Linked DNA regions of Homo sapiens: region 1 is linked to region 2. Evidence: chromatin loops called from intact Hi-C (ENCODE). Cell type or tissue: B cell. All regions are shown on one strand. Links, peaks and the distances in the headings refer to the core of each region. The heading gives the core; the rest is flanking DNA. Region 1 overlaps AKT3 (AKT serine/threonine kinase 3). Region 2 overlaps LOC105373262 (a long non-coding RNA gene).

Region 1 (5,384 bases), core at 261-5,260, 590 kb after region 2:
ATTTGGGTTATTATCTTTAAAATGAGACTTTGGAACACCTAGCTAAAAATAATATTTCTTCTCCTCATGGAGGTTTAAAGCATTATTTGATTGTCACAACTCTTTATTTTGCAGATGAAGAAACTAATTAAGCTCACATAGGGATGAAAGTGCTGAGATAAGCAGAAGTGTTTTCTTAGAGAAGTAAAGAGGATATGGCTTTGGTCGACATGAGGAAGTCAGTAAACCTAAAAGTATGATTAATTCCCATACAGATGTAGGTGGTGGTTCTTTACATTTTTCTTTTCAAATTGTTTTCATCCGGCATTCCACGCTAGTAAATATTACTGAATAATTTTGGATGATGAGTCAAGGGTTGTTGTACCTGGGAGAGCCACCTAATTTAGTATTTAAGAGTCTTTCATAGGACGGGGTATAGTGACTAAGAACTTCTATTTTGGTTTAAAAGAATAAATTGGTTACACTAGAAAAATAACGCTCACTTTTGAATGGAGTGCTAGTAGCTTCATATAAGGATATTTTAATGTTTAATGGCACATGGTGATGGATGCCAGTATTTCTAGACAGATAGTTAAGTGTTACAGTCTAAATTTATAAACAAATAATTTTTGTTGTTTTTTATAAAAAACAACTTACAGTACCAAAGAAGTGGAAATATCCATAGCCTATGAAATATATCACAAATGAGGATGAAACTGTAAGGACATTTTCACAAATAAATGAAACCGTACTTGGTATATTTTCAGGATAATTCAGAAAACTTCAGAAACTTCTAGCTTTAATGTATATTTGAATTGTGCCTCATCAAAATACTGCATGAATAGCAATTTTTAAAAATATTGGCCAGTATGTTGAAAACAGAGTATTTCACTGTCTGACATATTGTTTAAGGCATCTTGCTAAATGTTTTGGCTTAAATTTTTTAATGTGTTTTAGTTCAAAAAAATCTGATTAAAGATGTGGGTAAACGTGGTAGCACTTTTTAGAACAGAAGATGATTAAGATACAAAGGCAGGAAAAGCATAAATCGTGAAGTTTGTCTATTTTTTTGGCCAAGCAAGTCACTTATTTGCTTGAGACTGGAACACAGCATCAAAGTTCATAATTTTATACTTCTAAGGAAGAACGCATAGAACAGCAGTTGTTGTTTCCTGGCATCTTTTTGAAGAGATATTTAAACGTAAGTATATATATTTATTATAGAAAAGAATTTTATAAAATGACCTTCATTCCCTTCCCTGAATTTGTAGTATGTTCAACTGTTAAGCTAGTTCCTTTTACCTTTTGATTTAGTAAAGAAGGATTTTAAATAGAATTTAAATTTTTATGATCTTAAAATATCCATGATATTATATACTTTAAAAAGAATAAGACTGTTTAGTAGTTCAAATTTTAAAAATCTAATTTATTCAAAGTTATGCTAAATAATGGCATAGTTCCTGAGTGGAGAACTACTATACTTTGAATTATAGAAGCAAGGACTTTTTTGAAAAAGTAAATACAAAACCTAAATAAAACACATTTTTACTAAATGGCAATCAGTGTCATCCACGTGAGATCTTGCTGTGTCAAAGTAAATTTGCTGTTTACCTGCTTGTAATAATTTTTATCTTCCTTCAATAGAAGCTCTTTTTTTTTTTCTTTTAATGCTAGGTTTTGTTTTTTTTTTTCTATATGGGAGAAGTGGTGGGACCTGGAAAGTTGGATAGTTACTAATTAACTTGTATGTAAAACTCTGACATAAAGATTAGCACTTTTTATATTCTTAAAGTAAAGGTCTATCATACCACTGGATTATATAGGGTAAGTTACTCAGTGTTTTGTATATAAAAAAAAAACTTTGATAAGTGAATGCTAGAAAACTTTTCCTTTCTGTGAAATAGCAAAAGGAATAAAACACCCAGTGTACATTGATTGACTTAGATTCTAGAATGGATAATCCTTATGCTATGTAAAGATTCTTAGTGTAAGAATCAGTTATGAAAACTCAGTGAGTGCTTCAACTCCACATTGCCAATTTGTCATTTGCATTATATTTCATTAATAAATGAGTGATTTGTAACAAACGAGTGTATTGGTATTGGCTGCTTTTAAGAAGACACTTTGGAACTGAATTGTTATCCTCCTCAAATTACTTTGTCTTTACTGAAAGATTGTATATTTAGATGTCCTGCAGTTTTTAAAAACAAATTATTCTACAGAGAGCAAAACAGGAACTTAGATTATTTATGCAATGTAAAATTCTTATATACTTTTTTATTTTATTGTATTTTGGATGACTTCAGTGATACTGATGATTCCATGCATTTTCCTTCCTGATGCCTTGGTTTTAAGAAAATCTTTCCTTTCAAAGTCACTGGAAACATTTGAAAACAGCATTATTATGCTTACTGAGGTACAGATAATGATGAGGAAAGAAATATGTACGTATAATGAGCAAATATGCCCATTTCATTTTAAGAAATTTGTTTTTATTAGTATGATAGGTAAAGATTGTTTTCTGAAATTTCTATGTGTTAGGTAATACTGCCCTCAGAGGGCCAAGGTAAGTAAATTCATTTTTAACATTGAGAAGCAGCTTTTCTATTTATATTATCTATAAGCTTTCTTTGGGGAGTACTCAAAATTATTTATTTGAGTAATTGAATAGTGTTTGATTTGTGGTTGCATTTCTTTGATTTGTTGTGTTCTTTTAAAATGTTTGTGCCCTTCAATTCGACGATATCATTTAAACATGTTCAGTTCTAGTCTAAGAAAATGTTAACATGACTGGCCATAAATTGTCAAATTAGATGGGTTCATAGAGAGTATAAGAAAATTACCTGGAAAAGTTAAGATGATTTTACTTGGCGGGTGCGTTTTAGTTTTTGTGTCTTTGATAGCAGATATTCTAGTATTCAAAATTATTTGAAGCCACACTTTTTAATATAGAGCAGTATTCATTAAAATGGAAGCATAGATTCCCTTCAGTTTTAAAAACTTAAGCATAATCACATCTTTCAAATATAATATGAATCAAGAGTAATTTACTTTGCTGTATATGCAGTGGCTATGTATAAATATACTAGAAGTTGAAATACACTTATTCCTGTGCACTTATAAAAGCATACGTTTTTAAAGTAGAGGTAAAGACCTGATATTGATGTGTGACTTAACACTTCTTTGAATTCAGAATATTGGGGATTAGATGATGATTAATTTTTGTAATAAGAAAGGAAGAGTGGGGAAGGCCTGATGTCAAAATAATGAGGTGTTCAGCATCATGCTGTATATCCATGTAACAAACCTGCACATGTACCTTCTGAATCTAAAATTAAAAAAACCCAGAATAATGAGTTGTGTCCTTTTTTCTTTTTGTATGGAGTAACTTTCTTATAATTTGAAAGAAACATTGCAATGTTTAGTAGTAAATTCAGTGGAAGGCTTTTGATTTTTTTGCCCTATAGTTAGTTGTTATTGAATTAAGAAAGATGATTTCTGTGACAGTTGGTATTGTCAGTCTTTCACTAGAGATTTCAATGAGTTAAACATAAGCGACACTCAGTTCATTATTCTTAGTAATGAGGGATGAAGACAGGACATAAGCAAAGTGAATAACAAAAATAGAAATTTTATCCACAAAAAATCAATACCTCCTTTGCTCAGCTAATGTGCAATAGTGATAGTCTAGACAAATTAAAGAAATTCCATTTTATTTTAAACACTCTAGTTACTTTTGTGTAGTCTAACATATTGTACATATTAGGTACTCACTAAATCTCCTTTGATTGGTTTCCTTAGCCTTACTCTGAGATGTTTTATTCAGTTAACAAATGCTTACATAATGCTTGCAGTGAGCTAGATGTTGTTCTACATGCTTTACAAACTTTAATTTATTTCTCCATTATTATTGTCCCCATTTTCCAGAAGAGGAAGCTGAGACCCAGAGAGATTAAACAGCATTCACTGTCTCTCACACAGCTAGTGAGTGACAGAACTGGCATTTGAACCCAGGCAGTCCAGCTTGAGAGTGTGCGCTCCCAACCACTCTTTGAATCTTAACTCTGTCCTTTACTAGCTTGTCCCAGTGTCTCAGAGCCTCAGCATGGCTCTCTGTGAAAAGTGAGAATACTGCAGCACCAGTCTCAGTGTTGCTGTGAAGAGGGCTCTGTAAGTGAAGCCTGAGCACAGTGCCTGGCTGAGGACATTCATGTTTCCTTTTCTTCCTTGCTCTTACCTCTTCTTCCTTTCACCACTTAACATGCTGTGGTACAAGACTCAATCAGTACATTGTCTAAGGAGAACAAAGGAGGGAAGAGAGGAGTTATGAAGGGCATGGATTCATCCTCAGAATAGTGGAGCTCTCGGTTTGATGCAGTGCCATTTTAGGGTCCATACTACTAGACTTTTCTTAGAGGAAAAACTCCTTGGTAAGAGTCTAAGATAAAGTCCTATTAGTTTTTATTCTGTAGAGCATTGATGTTAGTATAGGAGTGGGATGGGTGGGTTGAACCACCTGAGAGTTTTTTCAGATGGCACAGACCACCTCCTGATGAGCAAGCACTACAGCCTGCCTTCTCTGCAAACTCCCAGTTAGTGCTGTAGTGAGGCACCATTATTGTTATTTGTCATATCCATCAGGCATGTTCTAACAGAAAAGTGGATTGAACCATACGAGGTTGTGTTATAGAGAGACTTCTCTGTTTGAGAGAGCTTTTCTGACAGGAGTATAGTCTTTATTTCAAATGGTGGTAGGTTTATTTAGTCATTGAATTAATGGTTATTGCCCACCTCTGTGGTAGTTTCTTGCGTTATGGACTCACTGCTTCCATATTTGGTATTCATTAAGGTTATTTACTGCAGTGTATATGCCATGTATGATATTATATTTAGATAATATAAGGTGGTAAAATGGGAAATATTTACAATAAGGAAGTTTTAAAGTTTCTGATGAAATTATATTTTTAAATTGGTCTATATTTATAATAGTTTAAAATTCTATGACTACTTTTTGAAAATGGTGCAAGAATGACTTTGTGTTAAATCCGGTGTGTGGAACTGGAAACTCTGCTCTAATGCAGTAAACAGATTTTTAAAAAGAAAGCTCTGCTTTCACAGCCTACAAGGGTGCAGATGTAAGCAAAATAATAACTTAGCTCACACTTAACCCAGCAGGAGGCTGCGTACAGATTGAGTAATTCTCCACAACATACCTACTGCTATGTAAACTAAAGTCACCGTTTATTCTTCATTAAATTGCCAGGATGCTTTCTGTTGGCTAGTCCGTGTGGATGCTTTGTTCTCTGTGTCTCCACCCAATGCCCCTGTGCCTTCCTTACTCACCTTGCTTTTCTCTTAGAGTAAAACTGGGTACTGTAACTCTATTAAGATGTTATTGTGTTTAA
Region 2 (5,384 bases), core at 274-5,273:
AACCATTTGACCTTGTGGCAAGTTTCCTTCCCCACCTTAAATCTGACTTTTAAGTGGCCACACCTCCTCCAGGGCCCAGACTTTCCTTTTCCCAGTAGGCATCTCCTGCCTTGGCCCTATCCACTTCCTGGCCCCTCCCTTCAGACCCAGACCCAACCCTTTTTTTGTTTATCCTCAGCGCTCCCCCTGCTTTATTTAACCCTTTGGGTTTCCTCTCCCTAGACTTTTATTTTATTTTGATGTTTATTTTTATGTTTATTTTTATTTGAGATGGAGTCTCGCTCTGTGGCCCAGGCTGGAGGGCAGTGGTGCGATCTTGGCTCACTGCAAACTCCGCCTCTCGGGTTCAAGCAATTCTCCTGCCTCAGCCTCCTGAGTAGTTGGGATTACAGGTGCCCACCAACATGCCCAGCTAATTTTTGTACTTTTAATAGAGACGGGGTTTCACCATGTTGGTCAGGCTGGTCTCGAACTCCTGACCTCAGGCGATCCACCGGCCTCGGCCTCCCAAAGTGCTGGGATTACAGGCAGGAGCCACCGCGCCTGGCCTCCCTAGACTTTTATGAAGTGGAACTCTGCCCAGTGCTGTAGGAAGCAACGGGAATCTGCAGTCAGGCAAGCCTGGGATTTTAAATCCTAGTTTTCTACTTTCTAGCTGTGTGTCCTTGGGCAGATTATTCTTTGAGCATCTATTTCATCCCCTTTAACACACGCGTAACAAGGTAAACCTCACAGGGTTGCAGCAAGTGTCAAGTCAGTGAGCGAAGAAGCTCTTCCTTTCCTATGAAAGTCAGGATGACCGATCTTGGGCTGCTTTTAAATTCCCATTCCTCCAGAAGCAAAGGTCCAGTGCAGATTTGGCAAAGACTCCGAGAAATGACCTTGTTTTTCTATACTGAGAAACTTTCTTAGGAAAACAGTAGATATTAGGGAGAAGGTGAAGCCAAGGGCAAGAGAAAATGCAGCATAAACTTCCCATGACTGAGTGAGCTGCAGAAAACTGATAAGGAATATAGTTTACCCCTTTTTTGAAAGAAGAAACAAATAACTTCGTATTACAGGAATTCCATACTTCAGTGTGTAATTAAGTGGATTCTGGCAGAAAGAATCTGGGATTCTGGAGTCTAATCCTTATTCTGAAAACCGCTTCATTTCAATTTCTAGTTTTCCTTGCTTGTTAATGCCTAGGTTGTGTTGTAAATCACAGGATCTTTAGGGAAAATAAAAAAGTACTGGAAAAACCTGGGCAGGCTAACAGGGCAGGCTCTGACTGCCATTGTCACCTGTGACACCCTGTCTCTAGTCTGGGAACACATTCTCTCTCTCTCTTTTTTTTTTTTTTTGAGATGGAGTCTCGCTGTCGCCCAGGCTGGAGTGCAGTGGCACAATCTCAGCTCACTGCAACCTCCACTTCCCGGGTTCAAGCAATTCTCCAGCCTCAGCCTCCTGAGTAGCTGGGACTACAGGTGCCCAACACCACGCCCGGCTAATTTTTGTATTTTTGGTAGAGACGGGGTTTCACCATGTTGGCCAGTCTGGTCTTGAATTTTTGGCCTCAGGTGATCTGCCCACCTCAGCCTCCCAAAGTGCTGGGAGTACAGGTGTGAGCCACCGTGCTAGGGACACATTCTCTTTCCTGTGTGGTGGTTTTCACTTGAAGCAAGAACCAGTTATCCCCCTTCTCCTGAGAAATGACAAGCCTGTATTTTGGCAAATATGTTGGTTTGCAAATCTGTTGCAAAACAGATTTCGGTGGTGGTGGTGGTGGGGTGGGCGCTCCCCAGCCCATCCTGGGAGGTTTTATTACAAAAATAACTAATTCAAGGACCTCCTTGTGGCTGGGCGCGCTGGCTCACGCCTGTAATCTCAGCACTTTGGGAGGCTGAGGCGGGCGGATCACGATGTCAGGAGATGGAGACCATCCTGGCTAACACGGTGAAAACACGTCTCTACTAAAAATACAAAAAATTAGCCAGGCGTGGTGGCGGGCGCCTGTAGTCCCAGCTACTCGGGAGGCTGAGGCAGGAGAATGGCGTGAACCCGGGAGGCGGAGCTTGCAGTGAGCCGAGGTCGCGCCCCTGCACTCCAGCCTGGGCCACAGAGCAAGACTCCGTCTCAAAAAGAAAAAAAAAAAAAAAAGAACCTCCTTGTAAGTCAGCCTCTCCCAAAGGAGGACATGGAGGGCCAGGCTAGTCCTAGAGTCTCTAGCAGGGCCACTTCCCTGAAGTTTTGTTCCTTGCTGGCTTAGCCCAAATAAACAGACCACTCTTCCTGTAGCGCTAAAAAGTCACTCGATGGCTTTCTGTTTCAGATTTGGTTTCAGAAGGGTTTTGTCAGCTTTCTGTAAACTGCGTCTGTAATTGAGGCCGGCCGCCTCCAGGTGGCACCAGTGTGCCGTCCCACGCTGAGTCTGCTCTGAGAATCAAGACGTTTCACTACCGCCCAATTCATTTGAGGAACTACTGCCAAGATGCATCTTCCTAACGATTTCTCTGCCCAGAGCCCTTCAGAGGCTTCCTGTTGTCTGCTAGATAAAGCCAAGCTATCAGTGCTCTCAGCCTGAGAGCAAGCTGAGATGCAGTCTTGTCTGAGTCTGCAGGGTGGTGGGAGAAGAGGCATGGGGCTTTTTGGTTGCAGTAGAGGGAGGAGATTGTTTGAGAAATGGGGGGAAAGAACTGAAACAACCAAAACAATGAGAGTGAAAAGGAACCACGACACCAGTGTCATGGACTTGTGTCTCTGCAGAGAAGCAGGGCATGTCGAAACTGCAAGCTTTTCGTTTCTCTCTCTCTCTCTCTCTCTGTCTCCTTTTTTGGAGTCTCGCTCTTGTTGCCCAGGCTGGAGTGCAGTGGTGCGAGCTCACCTCAATGCAACCTCCGCCTCCCGGCTTCAAACAATTCTCCTGCCTCAGCCTCCCGAGTAGCTGGGATTATAGGCGCCCGCCACCATGCCCGGCTAATTTTGTATTTTTAGCAGAGACAGGGTTTCACCATGTTGGTCAGGCTGGTCTCGAACTCCTGACCTCAGGTGATCCACCCGCCTCGGCCTCCCAAAGTTCTGGGATTACAGGTGTGAGCCACCACGCCCAGCCTAAAACTGCAAGCTTTTCACACAAGACCCAGGACTTACATTTTTTAGTGCTCACTAACACAAGTAATAAAATGTGACACAGAGGGAGGGAGGGAGGAGAGGGGCTTTCTCCTCTACCTTTACAAGAAACACAGTGAAACCGCTTTGCAAAAATTAGGTCAGTGAGAGAACTATGGCAGTGAGGGAGATCTGATCTAGCCAACCCTCATCTTGCCTTTAGCCTTCAAGTTGCCATTAATTGTTAATATTTCTGGGTGTAGGCCAAGCTAACTTTGAGAGTTAAATGATAATAGCCCTTTCCCCAAAGTCAGCTGCTTTTGTAAAAGTAATGAGAGACCACCAGGCTAGCAGGGTAGAGGAGCCTGAATTCTGCTAAGGTGTAGACATAAATGATTGCCAACCATTATTCTGCAGGTCATAAGATTTGCAACCTCCCAGATTACTCCTGCAGATAATATCACCGTTATAGAGCCTAAGATTGGCCTTTGGGATATCTTTTCAGTCTTTTTTTTTGATGTCTGACACTCATGCCTCCACCTAGACCCACTGACCCCTCCTGTGGCCCCACCCACAAAGGACTCAGGCACAGGAGGACCATTTCCCACACCCCTATGATTGCACCCCCAGCCAATCAGCAGCAAGCACCCATTGCCCAGACACCTCCATCCCTTCTCCCAAACTACCCTTCAAAAACTCCTAACCTCTGAGCCTTCAGTGAGGTCGATTTGAGTGATAACTCCATCTCCCATGTGGCATGACTGACCTCGAGTCAATTAAACTCTTTTTATTTTTTTGAGACGGAGTGTTGCTGTGTCACCAGGCTGGAGTGCAGTGGGGCGATCTCAGCTCACTGCAACCTCCACTTCCAAACAATTACTCTATCTCAGCCTCCCGAGCAGCTGGAACTACAGGTGCGCACCACCACACCTGGCTAATTTTTGTATTTTAGTAGAGACTTGGTTTCACCATGTTGGCCAAGATGGTCTCGATCTCCTGACCTTGTGATCTGCAATGCTGTGGTCTCTGTGAATGGATTTTGTTTGTGTAGTGGGCAGGAAGCACCCATCGGGTGGTTATAACAGCATGACTCTAGGCTTGCCACACAGCTGTGACGGTGGCACACAGCAGCCCTCAAATGGCTTCACAAGCAAAAAACAACAGAGGGGCCCAGGGCCAAGGAACGTGAGAGAACTCTTTATGAGCTTAAACGACAAAACCCAAGATCCCCGAAACACTTGGAGAGGATTTTGCAAAGTTAGATCTCCTCTATCAAGGATGTTGGGATAAGAGTCAATGAAATAGAATTTTGGTGGCTGCTGGGGGCCCATCAGCACCTACTAGCTGGAGAGCCAGAGTGGCATGTATTTCATCTTCCCGGGAGGTTTTATTACTGACATTACTCCAGAACCTCCTTATAAATTGGCCTCTCCTGGACACTTGCTCTTTTAGGATTAAAAAACAACTTTGTTATTATTCTCTTTCTACCACTGCCTTCAAATAAAGCTATTTTTCTCCATTCCTGGACAATCTCTTGGACGAGGGCTACAACTCAGTCAGGCACAAAAGTACCAAGCTTTTGAATATTGGAATCGCCTCACTTTTCAATCTAAGGACAGAGCTTCAGTCTTTCAGCCAGTTCATTGCTGCTTTTGCAGCCGTATCTTCTATCACTTTTTTTATTTTTATTTTTTCAAGTGAACACTTAATTTTCCATCCATTTCTTTTCTTCTTTCTCTCTCTCTCTTTTTTAAAATTAATTAATTAATTAATTTTTTTTGAGGCAGTCTCACTCTGTCACCCAGGATGGAGTACAGTGGTGCAATCTCAGCTCACTGCAACCTCCACCTCCTGGGTTCAAGCGATTCTCATGCCTTAGCATCCTGAAGAGCTGGGATCACAGAAACATGCCACTGCACCCGGCTAACTTTTGTATTATTATTATCATTATTATTATTATTATTTTGGTAGAGGCAGGGTTTCATCACGTTAGCCAGGCTGGTCTCGAACTCCTGACCTCAAGTGATCCACCCACCTTGGCCTCCCAAAGTGCTGAGATTACAAGCATGAGCCACCGTGCACGGCCTCCATCCACTTCTGAGAGTGACATTGCAGTGTTTGAGCCAAGATTCCAGTCTTTGGGCCTACATATACTATCTTCCCCTTCCTGCTCCCAGTCCTCAGAGTTTCCTGTTTGCTTTTTATTTCTTTTCTTTTCTTTTTTTTTGTCTCAAGATCTGTTTGTGGACTCCAGAGCTTCCTTGTTTCATTGGGAGGCCGTGTGGTAAGACGTGAAG

What was found. A loop is a pair of places that touch in the nucleus more often than their neighbours do. Peaks named below come from ENCODE experiments on the same cell type or tissue, not always from the same donor. Only the 100,000 strongest peaks of a DNase experiment are listed, where the experiment ranks them.
Region 1: a loop joins it to region 2, with 16 times the contacts of the local background. A loop is called at or near these places in 4 of 110 quality-filtered maps.

Annotation. Positions count from the first base shown.
Region 1 is chr1:243,705,547-243,710,930 of GRCh38, reverse strand. The region is part of intron 2 of AKT3 (AKT serine/threonine kinase 3); the gene reads left to right. Among named protein-coding and RNA genes, the nearest start is that of AKT3-IT1, 86 kb to the left of the region's middle. In B cell, for the core only: CTCF peaks have their summits at 2,300 and 2,502; a DNase peak (open chromatin) is centred at 2,520.
Region 2 is chr1:244,296,633-244,302,016 of GRCh38, reverse strand. All of the region lies in intron 1 of LOC105373262 (a long non-coding RNA gene), which reads left to right. Among named protein-coding and RNA genes, the nearest start is that of SPMIP3, 53 kb to the left of the region's middle. RefSeq lists an enhancer at 2,226-2,295. In B cell, for the core only: CTCF peaks have their summits at 2,164 and 2,367 (motif pointing right); a DNase peak (open chromatin) is centred at 2,376; H3K4me3 peaks cover 1,219 bases; H3K27ac peaks cover 1,696 bases.